Regions from separate parts of the Homo sapiens genome. Here region 2 is linked to region 1. Evidence: chromatin loops called from intact Hi-C (ENCODE). Cell type or tissue: lower leg skin. All regions are shown on one strand.

What was found. Hi-C counts contacts between places; a loop is a spot of excess contacts. Peaks named below come from ENCODE experiments on the same cell type or tissue, not always from the same donor. Only the 100,000 strongest peaks of a DNase experiment are listed, where the experiment ranks them.
Region 2: a loop joins it to region 1, with 6 times the contacts of the local background. A loop is called at or near these places in 2 of 110 quality-filtered maps.

Annotation. Positions count from the first base shown.
Region 1 is chr13:80,524,418-80,532,417 of GRCh38, forward strand. No RefSeq gene overlaps it. Among named protein-coding and RNA genes, the nearest start is that of SPRY2, 190 kb to the left of the region's middle. In lower leg skin, no CTCF peak of the experiment used is centred here; no DNase peak of the experiment used is centred here.
Region 2 is chr13:80,353,732-80,361,731 of GRCh38, forward strand. It overlaps LOC105370276 (a long non-coding RNA gene), which reads left to right and starts at 2,624. Exons shown (of 4, transcript XR_001749939.2): 1 at 2,624-3,479; 2 at 6,825-6,985; 3 at 7,870-7,955. RefSeq lists enhancers at 5,112-5,876, 5,877-6,641. In lower leg skin, no CTCF peak of the experiment used is centred here; no DNase peak of the experiment used is centred here; H3K4me3 peaks cover 310 bases.

The DNA of each region.
Region 1 (8,000 bases):
CCAATGGCTCCCCATTTCACCTAGGGTACAGTCCATGCACTTCTCCCTGACTTCCAAAGCCCTTCATGATCCAGTCCTTGTCTGTGTCTCTAACTCATTGCTTATACTCTCTCACTTGTTTACTATGATCCAGGCACACTGAGTCATTCCATCTCTCTAATACACCTGCTATCTTCCTGCCTCCATCCATGTTCATGAGTCCTTTTCTCTGCCTGAAATAGTTTACACCCAGACCTTCACGTGGCTGGTGACTTCTTATCATTCAGGTCTCGCCTCAGATGTCATTTCCTCAGACAGCGCTCTTAAGGGAGGCTTTTCTGAGCACAATTTCCCCCCAGGTACTTTCTAGCAAATTATCCTGTTGGAATATTCACAGCTTTTGCTGCTATCCAGAATTACATATTTTAAAATGACATGATTATTATCTGCTTTCTGTACTAGAATGCACAATTCAGGAGGGCATGGTCTTTGCCTAACTTGTTCACTTAATTATATCTCCAGTGCCTAGAATAGTGCCTGGCACATAGTTAACTGTTGAGCAATAAAGACTGGAAGGTGAAGAATGCTCTGTTCTCAAAATGATTCACACCGAGGCCTTTAAGGTCAATGTAGCTGTGTGTAACAAGCAAGATACTTAAATTTCCTTATTTTTACAGTAATAATAATAATGACTAATAGAGTAAGCTTATCAAATTACTGTCAGAATATCAAGTAGGTTAATGCATGCAAAGTGCTTGGCCTTGTGCCAGGCACATAGTAAGTGCTCAATGACAGCTTAAAAAAAAAAAGCAAAGAAATAAAACTAACTTTAAAATTTGATGTCAACTCATAAAACTGATTTCTGAGGCCTCATTTTTTTCTTTACTGTACTAGCTCAGTATTTTTTCTTAGAGAGGAAAAAGGGATTTGGAAAACAAATGTGAGAGAGTAGAAAGACAAAGAGAAATGGCATTGAAAACCAATCTCTTTGCCCTTGTTGCCCTTGGTTTGATCTACCTCCTCTGTTTCACTTTTTTGAAGCAATTCAGGTATGAAGATAGAAGGAGGATCAGGAAGCAGAACACATTAAAATTCCACATTTTATTTACCATATGGCTAACTATGTACTGTTAGTGGAATTCTCCAACTTTATACAGTTTAGTCTACCCGCAATGAGCAATTAGCAAAATTATAAGCAGTAAACTTAAGCTGAAAACCAATAGATGATACATTTGTTAGTTCCAGATTAATGTTTGGCTATTTCTAATACACAGGATTTAAGTTTATCTAAAATTGTAGACAAGCCTTTTTTTTACTCCCAACCAAATAATCTTCCGTTACTTACAAACAATTGCAATTTGGAGCCTCATTGATGGGAAAACAGAAAGGGGAAGAACTAAAGTTCTTACAACTTCAAAATAAACCTGAACAGTTGACCCATGAGAGGATGCAGACTCTGATAGTCAGGTTATCCCTGGTCTCTTGTTCTTTTACTCTTCTTTTCCTAGACATAAACCTGAATAACATTAATCAGGCTAGCAGGAATTTCTATTGCTTTAAGATTATTTCAAACTAAGATGGAAAACTATACAAAATGTTTTCTTCATGTAGTCACAAAAACTGAAAATATCCAAGTTTCAGTCACTGCTTCAATTATCTATTACAACCCTAGCTGGGCCATTGTTGGGAGCGAGGTGAAAGGGCTTTAATTAGAATAGACAGTAGGACAAGATTAGGTGGAAATGTCTGACCTCACAATTTGGAAAAATAAATCTGCTATATAGTTAACCTCAGCACTTCCAGATTTCAGAAACTATAAACAATATGCAGTAGACTTTTCTATTAATTCCTATTTGTCTCTTAACTAAAACGTCAGTTAAATCCTTAGCTTGACATATAGTCAGGAGATCTAGTTTTATCTTAAGATTAGATTTCTCCTCTTGCTTTGTCTACATTCTGGTTCTCTTCTTTCTGTTCCTTGGCCTTTCTGTACCACATTTCCTTTCTTTCCTTTGCTAAGAATGTTTCAGTGGGTTCTTAGGCTGAGTGGAGAGTGGAGTCACATGCCAGGAATTGGATCCCAACTCGGCCACTTCCTTTGTAGATTTTTACCTTTCTCCCTCTAAATGGGATTTAGCTGAAAAGTTCATGGGGGTAAAAGTGAATATTAACTGGATTAAAAAAGGAAGCTGTTTACTAGAGTTACTAGCACATAGGAAGTACCATGAACATTCTGGCTGTTATCATTTCCAGTAGAAGATTTGATTTAGTTTCATCTGCATTTATTCAGATTTTACTTTTATTAACCAGTGTTTTCAACAGCATGCTTGAAGAGGTTGTTCTCCTCATTATATCTTTCCAATGGCCTCTACTAATTGCTTATTGCTCAAGAAACCGTTTCTATGATGGACATTGGAATTTTTTTCTGACCCACAACCATCCCAGTTTATCTTTTAAATAGTACTTAAAGTTTCCTTTTGGGGAGTTCTTTCACCACCTTTTGGCAGAATTTTTCAAATAAGTGCTTTCTTCTCTCCCTCAAGCCCAATTGGGCACTCATGGAATTCTCAGAATTTGATAGAATGACAAATAAATTGAAAATGGTTGGACCTCTTCATTCCAGCCATAGCACCTGGATGAACTTCTCGAGTAACTCCTTCCAGTTTAGACTCTCTAAAAGCTACCTGCCTGTGAGCTTTCCTCTTAGGTCTGGGTGCTCCCCCTATATCCATCCAATGAATTCTTTTTACTCAAGCTGGCCAGAGTAAATTTCTCTTACCCAAAATGGATGAATCCTGTCTGGTAGAGATCTTTTCTCTGTTTGTTAGCGATGCTCCTCTCCAATCTACAAATTCTGTGCCCACTCAAGTGTTTTGCCCTATTGTATTCTATGTGCTACTGGCTACTGGCTAGTTGCCTTTTTGTTTCCTACTGCAGGACTTGGAAATGTATTTCATTCTACTGCATTTCGCATAAAGAATAGTTTCTTGATTAGTATCTGAATTGAAAACAGTTTCTCAGTTGAGGAAAATTATCAAAGCTGTACTAGGCTTGTTTATAATGGCCTGCTATTTCCGCAGCCCCTTCTAAGGGAAGCTGCTGAGGTCCTTGCTCACTAATGAGTAGGTTTGTTATGGGGATGTACCACATGACCACACCATCTGGCTGTTACTTATTGGACCAAGATGTGCATCTACCCCAAGGCAGCAAGTCTAGTTCCAGCAAGGCAGAAACCTATGGCTTGCATAGCCTGGCTCAAAAAAATGGGAAGAAAGCCAATCAGATCCCCCTCTTAGGAATTTAGAATTGGGAAACAGTCCTGCCTAAAGCAGTTAACCTTAGGGACATGTATCAATACGATGTATAAAGAGTTGTTACTGTGTAGAGGGGGTTGAAATAGTCACTCAGAGACATACACAAACTGAAGCTGCAAAGGATCCCTAGAGGAGAGGCAGGCAAATGAAATAGTGTAGCAGAAAAAAATCCCAGAAATTTATGAAGCTGTGATTTCTGTAGAGGAGATAGGGAGACTTTGGTTTCTGATGGCTTTCTTGGTCTAATTCTTGTGAGGCCTTGTTACAGGTAGTTAGGCATAAGTGTGGCAGGAAAGGGTTCTCCCCTCACCCACTAGAAATATCCAGTGATAGTTCGGCAATTATCACATTGCCTATCTGAGAGTGATAATCTAGCAGAGCCAGGGAGTGGCCATTTCCTGCTGGTCCACATCTTTAACACCAAAATGCTAACTGAACACAGACCCCTGGGAGAAGAAACTTTCTGGGCATGCATATTAAGAAACAAAAATGGCGAAGTATGATCTCCTGGGTACACTCCACTGGAAAGAGTAAGAAAGCCTCAGCTGGGCATGTGTATAACTCCCTAAACATGCTGCACGTGCTCACTTCCCAAGGGTAAGGAGGGCTCTGCGCATGTGGGCAGCCCACCCTAAGGGAAGAATCATGGAAAAGAGGTGAGGTTATAAAACCCTTAGGATCAGGGTTAAATGGAGCACTTGACCTTCTCTTTTTAACCTTCATGTGCCTGCTTGGGTCTCTTCCAAGTTCACCTTCCTTTCTTTCCTGTTTTAAGGCCTTTTAAAATAAACTCCCATTCCTGCTCTGGAACTTGCCTTGGTCTCTTTTTCTGCTTTATGCACCTCGGTAGAATTCTTTCTTCTGAGGAGGCAAGGACTGTAAGTTGCTATGGACTTGTAAGGATAGACCGCCTATAACTTGGGGTAACTCGGATCTCTTCCACCGGTAAACGCCTGGCTATATAACATTACTGCTCTCAAATTTGGGGGATCTTTATGTACCTTTAAATATATCCTACCACCTTTTTTCTATGGTTTGTGAAGCCAAATGTTTCTTGATTCAAATAGACATTATACTACTTCCTGTGTGACATCAGTGAATCTATTCTTCTTCAGTAGGAGGCCAGAATTATTTCTGCTAAACCACTCTAGTCATTGTGTCTGAACTACAATAGCGTGAGAAATTTGTTATTTTTTATTAAATTTTTGGTTTTGCGTATGCTGCCCTTCTTCCTAGATTGCATCATCATCTGATTGTCAGATTCTTATACATTCTTTAAACCATATTTCCTCCCCATGTGTTCCATGAAGTTACCCTAGATCATTTGTAAAAGTTGTCCACTCCCTCCCATTGTGTGATTACTACAACTTGTCTATACTAATATTCTTCATTCAGACATCTTATGAATTTCGTTCAGTAAGGACTGTAAAAAGTTTATGAAATTGGGACAGTTGATACTACTAACTTTTAAAATTTTTTAATAAAAAGTAAAGATTGTATATATTGAAGGTGTACAATGTGATGACTTGATATACAAACACATTGTATAATGATTACAACAATCAAATTAATTAAAACATCAATCACCATTCATTCTGTACCTTAGATGCCCAGAATTTGTTCATCTTATAACTGAAAGCTCTTACTGTTTGGCCAACATCTCCATATTTATTCCACCCCCAGAGCCTGGTAACCACCATTCTTATTTCTGCTTCTACAAGTTCAGCTTTTTGAAATTCCACATGTAAATGAGATCATGAGATATTTGTCTTTCTGTGCCTGGCTTATTTAACTTAGCGTAATGTCCTCCAGATTCATTCATGCTGTTTCAAATGGCAGGACTTCCTTCTTTTTAAAGGCTAAATGATATTCCATTGTATATATGTATCACATTTATTTAATCTATTCCTTTGTTAATAGACACTTAGGTTGATTCCATATCTTGGCTATTATAAAAGTGCTGCTATGAAGCATGGCAATACAGATATCTCCTCAACATCCTGATCTCATTTCCTTTTGTTATATTCCCAAAAGTGGAATGGTTATGTCATACTGTAGTTCTATTTTTAATTTTTTGAGGACACTGCATACTGTTTTTCATAATGGTTGTACTAATTTACATTCCTATCAACTTTGTTAAAAGGTTCCCTTTTCTTCTTATCCTTACCAACACTTATCGCTTGCCTTTTTGATAATAGCCATTCTAAGAGGTGTGCAGTGATGTCTCATTGTAGTTTTGATTTGTTTTTCTTTGATGATTCACTTTGTTGAACATTTTTTCACGTATTTGTTGGACATTTGTACATCTTTGGAGAAATGTTTATTCAGGTTTTGCCCATTTTAAAATTGCGTTATTTATCTATTTGCTGTTGAGTTGGGTGCATTCCTTATATACTTTGGATATTAATCCCTTATCTGATATATGGTTTGCAAATAGTTTCTCCCATTCCACAGGTTTCCTTTTCATTTTGTTGGTTGTTTCTTTTGCTGTGCAAAAGCTTTTTAACGCTTTTCCCATTTATCCCTGAGAATACTTGCCAGCAGCACTTATGTCTGCATCATTTACCCCGAGATAACTTTGCCATGAAATATCTGGCTTTTATTACTATTTCACATCTCTCTAGTGTATCGACTTTGGAAACAAAATACATTGTTCTATTTATAGCATTCTGGTTTTAGTAGTGGTATTTCCATTTACAAAATATAGTGAATCTTGATTGCTGAAAATGTCAAATCCTAGAAAATGCAGCATTCCTATACGTTGTTAACATTGTTCTCTAACAGTTGTTGGCAGATTTATTTGATGAATCTGATTTTTCCAAAATAGATGATTCAGATGATTCAGACAATTCCAATGTTAGCTCTGTTTAAAAATAACTCCAAGAACAGTTTTTATATTTTATTTTCACATTGAAAATTAGTCAGATTTGCTTCAACCTCAAAGAGCATGGTTATTTAAAATTAGGTGAGTGCTGGAAGTGAGTTATACCTTTTTTTTAAACAGAAAAAGGATTAATTTTATGTAGTCTTGCTAGTTGATTTTTTTCTTTTGTTGCCTCTGCTTTTGGTGTTATATCAAAAAATCATTGCCAAGATCAATGTCAAGGAGATTTCCCTCTATATTTTCTTCTAACAATTTTGCAGTTTCTGATCTTAAATGTAAGTTTTTTTATCCATTTCAAGTTAGTTTTTGTTTAGGATATAAGAAAATGGTCAAATTTCATTGCTTTGCAGGTGAATAACCAGTTTTCCCGACACCACTGAAGAGACTTTCCTTTCTCCATTGTATATTCTTGGTGCTCTTGTCAGAGATTAGTTGACCATAGAGGCATGGGTTTATTTCTGGACTTTCTCTTCTATTCCATTGGTTTAAATGTTTATTTTTATGCTAATGCCACACTGTCTTGATTACTATAGCTTTGTAATGTAGTTTGAAATAAGGAAGTTTGATGCTTTGTTATTGCTTCTCAAGCTCACTTTGGGTGTTTGGGGTCTTTGGTGATTCCATCAGAATTTCAGAAGTGTTTTTTCTATCTCTGTGAAAAATGCCATTGGCATTTTGATAAGCATTGCATTTAATCTGTAAATTGCTATGGATACTAAGAACTTCTGATTTGTCTTTTTATCCTGGTGTTCATGCCTTGTAAGTGGAAAATAAAATTAGTGAAATTTCTTTCTGAACCTTTGTTTTTCTCATCCTTTCTTCTCTGTTAACTTAAAAATCTTCAATGTATGTGTTCTACACATACTACTATGTGAGGCAGATAGACATTATCTTGTAAAAGAAGAAAACAAAAATCTTAGTTTCTCAAAACTTCTAATTGAAAGTCAAAGAGTATAATGTTGCCCTGTAATAAGGGGCCAGAGATTGTGTTTGAATGGATCCTATCTGTCAAGCCATTAGTGATCTATACCAAGACCCACCATACTATTAGACATTGATACCTATCTATAGTCAGTGCAGTTCACCAACTCTGTGATCCATTCAAGAGTGGCATGGATCAATGTGATGTTTCAAGCTCTTCAATTTTTCCCTTTAAAATAAAAAATCAATTCTAATTTTCAATAAAATTGGAACAGTTGTTTCATTCAGATGTAACTACCCCTACCCTTACTCCTTTTGTAAATGCCAATTCCCTTTGATAAACATTGTCAAAATCTTTTGGAAGTTTCTTAGAATCACACTGTTACAATTGTAGAATGGCTTTTATAAACTTTAGCTACTAAGGCAGCAATTGCATGGTGGTCAGTATTATGGGGTCTGGAGTCATGTTTGGTTTGACTTTAGTTTTTACAGCCTAATAGTTGTTGCTTTGGCTAAGTTGTTTAATTTCCCATATAAATGTATTTAAAATGGTGATAGTGATAGTGCCTATGTGTACAAGTTAGGGTATAGGGTAATCTCTATATAACACAATTTTCAACTACAGTGAATTAAAAATTACAGGAATTATTTCTCACTCACATAATAGTCCAAAACTAGGGAAGTATTTAGAGGAGAAAAGTGGCTCTATGATCCTTATACATTGCTGCAACTTGTGTATTCAAAATGGCTACTTCAGTTTTCATCATGTGCAGGTGGTAGAAAGGAGAAAAAGTTGGGGAAATCCTATGACAATTGTTTTCCAGGAAATACCTGGGAATTGTACACACATGACATCTTCCTCATTTTACAAAAGGTCCCCACTTGCTTTAAGACGGGCTGAG
Region 2 (8,000 bases), 170 kb before region 1:
TTTTTCTGTGAATCATCCAGAATCCATTTGGTATGAATGATAAAGCCAAGTTGCTTATTGGCATGCTCTCAAGGCCAACCGTGGTGGATGGATAAGTTTGGACGATGAAAGATAATAAAGGAGGATGATCCTATGTGAAATTTTGATTCAAAGCATGACAATTCTCACCCCAAATTAATCTATAGTTGCCAGAGCTAACAAAAATGAAGAACAATCAGTTACATTTGCATTACAGATAAACAAGTTTCTTAGTATGTTTCATAGTGTATTTTATCTTAGTATGTTTCATATTGTATAGTATGTTTCATATTGTATTTTATATGTATTGTATTTCATATTGTATTAAATTTGTGTTAATTTTAACACAAAATTAAGTGGAATAAGTAAATAAAAATACAGTGATATTTGAAATGACAGCCAGAAAGTCATAAAATTTACTGATACCTTATGAATTGAGATACTTAGGTTATTCAGAATTTTTTTTTAGAAAACTATATTATATTCTGCTGGGCGCAGTGGCTCACGCCTGTAATCCCAGCACTTTGGGAGGCCGAGGCGGGTGGATCACCTGAGATCAGGAGTTCGAGACCAGTCTGATCAACATGGAGAAACCCCGTCTCTACTAAAAATACAAAATTAGCCAGGCGCAGTGGTGCATGCCTGTAATCCCAGCCACTCGGGAGGCTGAGACAGGAGAATCGCTTGAACCCGGGAGGTGGAGGTTGTGGTGAGCCGAGATTGCGCCATTGCACTCCAGCCTGGGCAACAGAGCAGGACTCTGTCTCAAAAGAAAAAAAAAAAAGAAAACTATATTATATCCTAAAGATGACCCACATTCTCACTTCATTATCTCTACAGAGCTATTGTTTTTCAATGTATGATGTTTCTACACAACCAAATAGAACTTTGAGTCCAGCTTTATCCAAGACCTAACATAGAGTTAATCACATGCAATAGGGATGTTATTCTATTTTTTTTTCAAATAGCAAGGATTCTTGTTTTGTTAACTATGTTAATGGTTCTCAACTCTGGCCATATATTAGAATTACATGGGGAGATTAAGAAAAATAAGATGACAAGAACCTTCACACAGAGTATGATTTATGTTGATCTAGAAGGGGGTCTTTTATAAATTATTCAATCTCCCAATGCCTCAGTTTCTTTACTAGTAAAGTGGGGGATAAAAGTATTTCCTATGTCAGAGCATCACTGTGAGGATTAAATGCTGAATGCGTGTGGTGTTTTAGAAGATGTCTGACTTCTAATAACCCTTCAATAAATGAAAGTCATTATATTATTATATTTTGAAATCATAATAGGGATTCATAGCTCACCAAAAACAAAACTAGAATGTAGACATGGAACAAAGTATGGATAGATGATGGTGGGTGCTAGAACAGGCTTATACCTGCTTGCAAGAGCTGATTATGTGCATCTCTTCCCATGTTTTTAGTAATGTCAGGTTCGAAAATTAGCCATGGTCGCCAGGCACAGTGGCTCACGCCTGGAATCTCCAAACTTTGGGAGGCTGAAGCCGGTGGATCATCTGAGGTCAGGAGTTTGAGACCAGCCTTACCAATGTGGTGAAACCTTATCTCTACTAAAAATACAAAAATTAGCCAGGCGTGGTGGTGAGAGGTGACAGCGCGCTGGCAGTCCTCACAGCCCTCGCTCGCTCTCCGCGCCTCCTCTGCCTGGGCTCCCACTTTGGCGGCACTTGAGGAGCCCTTCAGCCCACCCCTGCACTGTGGGAGCCCCTTTCTGGGCTGGCCAAGGCCAGAGCCGGCTCTCTCAGCTTGCAGGGAGGTGTGGAGGGAGAGGCGCGAGCGGGAACCAGGGCTGCCTGCGGCGCTTGCGGACCAGCTGGAGTTCCGGGTGGGCGTGGGCTTGGCGGGCCCCGCACTCGGAGCAGCCGGCCGGCCCTGCCAGCCCTGGGCAATGAGGGGCTTAGCACCCGGCCCAGCGGCTGCGGAGGGTGTACTGGGTCCCCCCGCAGTGCCAGCCCACCAGCGCTGCGCTCGATTTCTCCCCGGGCCTTAGCTGCCTTCCTGTGGGGCAGGGCTCGGGACCTGCAGCCCGCCATGCCTAAGCCTCCCACCCCCTCCGTGGGCTCCTGTGCGGCCCGAGCCTCCTCCATCCCTGCTCTGAGGCGCCCAGTCCCAGCGACCACCCAAGGGCTGAGGAGTGCAGGCACACGGCGCAGGACTGGCAGGCAGCTCCACCTGCAGGCCCGGTGTGGGATCCACTGGGTGAAGCCAGCTGGGCTCCTGAGTCTTGGAGAACCTTTAAGTCTAGCTCAGGGATTGTAAATACACCAATAGGCATTCTGTCTCTAGCTCAAGGTTTGTAAACACACCAATCAGCACCGTGTGTCTAACTCAGGGTTTGTGAATGCACCAATCGACACTGTATCTAGCTACTCTGGTGGGGCCTTGGAGAACCTTTGTGTAGACACTGTATCTAGCTAATCTGGTAGGGAGGTGGAGAACCTTTGTGTCTAGCTCAGGGATTGTAAACGCACCAATCAGTGCCCTGTCAAAACAGACCACTCGGCTCTACCAATCAGCAGGACGTGGGTGGGGCCGGATAAGAGAATAAAAGCAGTCTGCCCCTAGCCAGCAGTGGCAACCCTTTCGGGTCCCCTTCCACACTGTGGTAGCTTTGTTCTTTCGCTCTTTGCAATAAATCGTGCTACTGCTCACTCTTTGGGTCCACACTGCTTTCATGAGCTGTAACACTCACCGCGAAAGTCTGCAGCTTCGCTCCCGAAGCCAGCGAGACCACGATACCACCAGGAAGAACGAACAACTCCAGATGCGCCACCTTAAGAGCTGTAACACTCACCGCGAAGGCCTGCAGCTTCACTTCTGAGCCAGCGAGACGACGAACCCACCAGAAGGAAGAAACTCCGAACACATCCGAACATCAGAAGGAACAAACTCCAGACGCGCCACCTTAAGAGCTGTAACACTCAACGCGAGGGTCTGCGGCTTCATTCTTGAAGTCAGTGAGACCAGGAACCCACCAATTCCGGACACAGTGACGGGTGCCTGTAATCCCATCTACTTGGGAGGCTGAGACAGGAGAATTGCTTGAACCTGGGAGGCAGAGGTTGCAGCGAGCTGAGATCGTGCCATTGCACTCCAGCTTGGGTGACAGAGCGAGACTCCATCTCAAAAAAAAAAAAAAAAAAGAAAGAAAAGAAAAGAGAATTAGCCGTGGTCAATGTGTTTACAACACAGACATCCCCAGATGTTGGAATTTATTTTTTTAACCCCAGGAAGCCAGTTATTAACATGCACCACCAAAGGAGAGGATAGAGGTAGCTGACAGGGAAGTCTAAGAAGATACTAAAGGTTATTACCTTCACTTACTTCATGTTTTGACCTGGGCTTGGACTCAGCCAGTTGTGACATCTGTCATTCATGGAACAATCGCCTGAGCTTCAGGTCCCAAGAGATAGTGGACAGAAGAGCATGGTGAGGCTTCACTTGGCTTTGAATATAGAATAACCAGGGTGTGATTGAGCTTTAAATTTATCTTTATCCTAAGATTGGGGTAAGTTATTTAATCCTTTTCTCAAAAACCTAAGGGTTTTTTTGAGGATATGCTCAGGTGGCACAGCAAGCCACAAGATAACATGGGCTATCTAACATTATTTCAATTTACATATATATATATATATATATATATACTTGAAATACAGACCAAAGTAAATTAATAAATGATAATACAAGCCCACTGAAGGCCTACTTTAGGTTAGTGTTGGAACTCCCCAGCTACCTGTTCACTGGTCTTTGCTTTTGTTGCGTACTTAGATGGAAATGAACGGAAAATACAAGAGTATCTCCATGCCTCTGCTTCCCCACTGAACAGAGCAGGATGGTTGTCAGAATGAAAGGAAATCATGGATGTGGGCCATGGAGTAGTGGCAGTAGCTCCTGTTTTGTTTTGTTTTGTTTTGTTTTTGAGACGGAGTCTTGCTCTGTCACCTAGGCTGGAGTGCAATGGCCCGATCTCGGCTCACTGCAACCTCCGCCTCCCGGGTTCATGCCATTCTCCTGCTTCAGCCTCCCAAGTAGCTGGGACTACAGGCGCCTGCCACCATGCCCGGCTAATTTTTTGTATTTTTAGTAGAGACGGGGTTTCACCGTGTTAACCAGGATGGTCTCGATCGCCTGACCTCGTGATCCGCCTGCCTCGGCCTCCCAAAGTGCTGGGATTACAGGCGTGAGCCACTGAGCCCGGCTGCTCCTCTGTTTTTAGGAAGGTTTGTTGGGTCAGCTTATGGCTTAGGAGTTTAGCGATTAGTAAGCACCCAACCCAGGGTCTGAACATTGACTCAAGGCCTCAGTAGCCCTAAGTGCTCCCTGAGAACACAAATCCTAATAGACTAAACATGGAAAGAGCCAGAGTCTCATTGCCTGAAAAATTATTTTTGCCGATCTTTACAAAAATCAGCATTTGTTATTGTTCAATTTTGCCTTTATTTGACTTGCTTTAATGAAAGAAACATAGTAAAGATTTTCTACAAATGATTGAAACATTCTTCACTTATGGAATCACATTTATTTATTTATTTATTTATTTATTTATTTATTTATTTATTTTTGAGACGGAGTTTTGCTCTTGTTGCCCAGGCAAGAGTACAATGGTGCAATCTCTGCTCACTGCAACCTCCGCCTCCCAGGTTCAAGCGATTTTCCTGCCTCAGCCTCCCAAGTAGCTGGGATTACAGGCATGTGCCACCATGCCTGGCTAATTTTGTATTTTTAGTAGAGATTGGGTTTCTCCATGTTGGTCAGGCTGGTCCTGAACTCCCGACCTCAGGTGATCCGCCCGCCTCTGCTTCCCAAAGTGCTGGGATTACAAGTGTGAGCCACCGCGCCCAGCCGGAATTACATTTTTTTTTTAAAAGCGTTTTGTATCATTCTGCTAATTCACAGTAGATTGCAAATATGCAACATTGTTATTTCAATTTTTTTCTATGAATCTGAACAAAATCATACGTAAAAAACTTCAATGTGAGTTTTAATTTCTTAATTTTAAAAAACCAAACCACAATTTTACTATTTTTGCAAGAAAGATAAATCACATAAGACTTACCTATACAAATAATTCAACTATAAATTTACCTTTTTACAAATTTTCTTCTTTGGAAGCAGCAGATATGTAAAATCATTACATATTATGTTCATGCTGTATGTACATAAAATGGACTACAGACCCCAAAAGTAAATTCTTTGGAGATTTGGTTCCAAAGAGGGAAAACAAACCCTCTTTGTCTGAGTATGTGAAAGGTACCAAAAAAGAGTGAAAACCAGTTTTCCTCTTTTTTTTTTTTCTTTACTCTTTTGTTTTTGTAGGAGAACCAGCAGTGGAAGAAAAGATCACTTCCTTTGTAGACACTTTATGGGTTTCGGATTCTGTAAACTCTGGCACATAACTTGACCCCAAAGTTAATGAAATCCTGTTAGACTTTCCCTGCCCTCCTTCCTGCTTCCATCCTTCAGATTATCTCACGTTTTAAAAATTCAATTTCTATTTGTATACACGTGATCTTCATGTCATTGGCTTTTTATGCAGACACATTTCACCTACATCCTTTCCTTCCCTCATCTGGCAGCCAGTTGAGCTTCTTCCTGCCTTGAATACCACATTCCCTAGTTCTTCAAGCTCAGTCATTAGCACCCTGTCCCCCTACTAAAATTATGAATGAAAAGCCTTGTTGTTCTTTACAAATAACTCAGGCTGCCTCAGTCAGTCAAATTCGAATGGAAGTGACTGCCAGACAAAGGGGCGGGATGATGGACAGTGCTCACAGCAAGTCATCAATGCCCACAGGAAGTTTTTTAAGCCACAGTATAGGTAGAGAGGCTTGGGCGTTCCCAGAGGACAAGCTTACAGAAGGAGGCTGGGAGGTGGGGGGAGGGGGACTTTCTGTGTCTGTTTGGAACTTAGAAAAAACTTCCATGAAGCTCAGAGATAACAATGTACAGAGTCAGTTTTGCCCTACCAAGAACTTAAAAATCCAGCCGTGGAGACATCTACACCTTGCAGTAATTCTGGTTTGCACCGACACACACAGACAAAAGTGAAGGCACCAACCATTTACTTGGTTTTGAATGCTGAACGGTGCAAGGGTGGCTTACATACTTGGAGCTGCACAACTCCCTGCTGAGAAGTTGCATTGTCTTGGGCCCCTCTTTCACAACAGGGGAAAAGGTAATTGACAGCCCGATTGTTTGGCTGGGACCCCTGCTGTTTTAAAATCCTAGAAGGCCCCAGTCACACGTTGTCAATAATAGCCGTCGGAGGTGAGGAGTGAAGAAGGGCTGTTCAGGAAACAGTTTGAGCCCTTCAAGTGGACAGGCCTCAGTGACTTCTGCACTCTGGCTCCCACAAGCAGCTCATTCAAAAATAACCTTAAAGTAATAAATCAAACTTGTTTCCTGAACTATACAAGGAACAGCTGGTTATTTTTCCTCACTTTTTTTTTCCAAAAGCCAAAAAAAAAAAAAAAAAAAAGAATGAGATTTTACTACAGGAAACCAAGCATGTCAAAATTTGGCAAAGCAATTTGGATGATTTAACAGTTAAACACTTCTCTTTTTAATGTTATGCTTTCATCAGTCTTTTTTATTTAAGCTTTTCAGTTTTGCATTCTGTTTGCTGCAATTAGTGTCCCTTATCTGTTCACTCCCTACTTTTGAAAGGAAAATGAGTTTAGGATCCTGTCTTTAGAGTATTTTGCTGTGTAATTTCTAATGTACTGGTCAAGTAGCTCAACTTATTTTACAGGTAAAATTTGTTTTCTTCCACAGAGTTGAGTTTGGATTTAGATCTACAGCTCCACATATTTGTTTCTCCTGAGACCCATATATTTTGGAGTTCTGATGACAAGGCAGTTTTTCTTTAGTCTATTGATTTAGGAACCCTGACCTAGGAGTGCATATGCTGTAACTGAAGTAGTCTGGTGCTTTAAGTAAGAGCATTTTGCAATTTTTCTGTCTCTTTGGATCTCTGTTTGTGTCTTACTTTGTGTGTCTCTTTCTCTCTTTAAACATGTTGCACTCTAGATTCTGGAAAAAAGCATCTTCTCTTTGACTTTACAAATAATTAAAATAGAGGCATAAATAAACAATGTAAAATAATTTCCTTCTGTGATGATTACTATGTATCTTTATTTTTATAGATGACTAATGTTTTGAACAGAAACCATTTTAAATGACAATTTTTTAAATCAAAGAAATTTTGATCTTAAAAATTGTGCATCTTAGAGATGAGTTTTTCACAACTTGTGGACATCTAAAATTAAGAATGAATGTGTCAGATTTTAATGCACTGTGTCTATTTCAATCAATTTAAATATGATTGAACTGTTAATATTAAAATTAAGTATAAGGTTATGTAAAACATCTCTTTTCACAGGATAGTTTGATCACTATTTAATGAATTAAAAGAAGTGCTGGTCAGTTTAACAGTATATGGAAAATTACAAGTTATACTTTGAGATATTGTCATACATGTATCATAAATTTATTTTTCTCCTTTGACCATCCTTTCATAATAAAATGTTTGTAATGAAACGTATGCTTACAGGAAGATAATACAATTCAATTTACAATGGAATTAGGTCGTGGTAGCCTTCATTTTCTTTTATATTTGCAGTAAACAACCATGCCATAATAGCACAAATAAATCCAGCTTTATGCTATATGGTTAGACTAACACACTTGGTATACTTGCAGTATCTTGGCTGATACAACTGTGAATCCACATGGGTGTGGCTTCTATATAAATGTTTCTTCCATATATGGTTGATATTCATACTGAACCTGTTTTGATACAATTTTTCTTCACTTTCAGCATTTTCAGCTTCAAACATGTGCTACCTGACTAGATGGAATTCCTTGAGAACTGTATTAACATGTTTCAAAGAGTTGAATTAACAGGTTAGTACCATGTCAGAAAAGAGTGTTCCTTGAAAAGTTGCACAG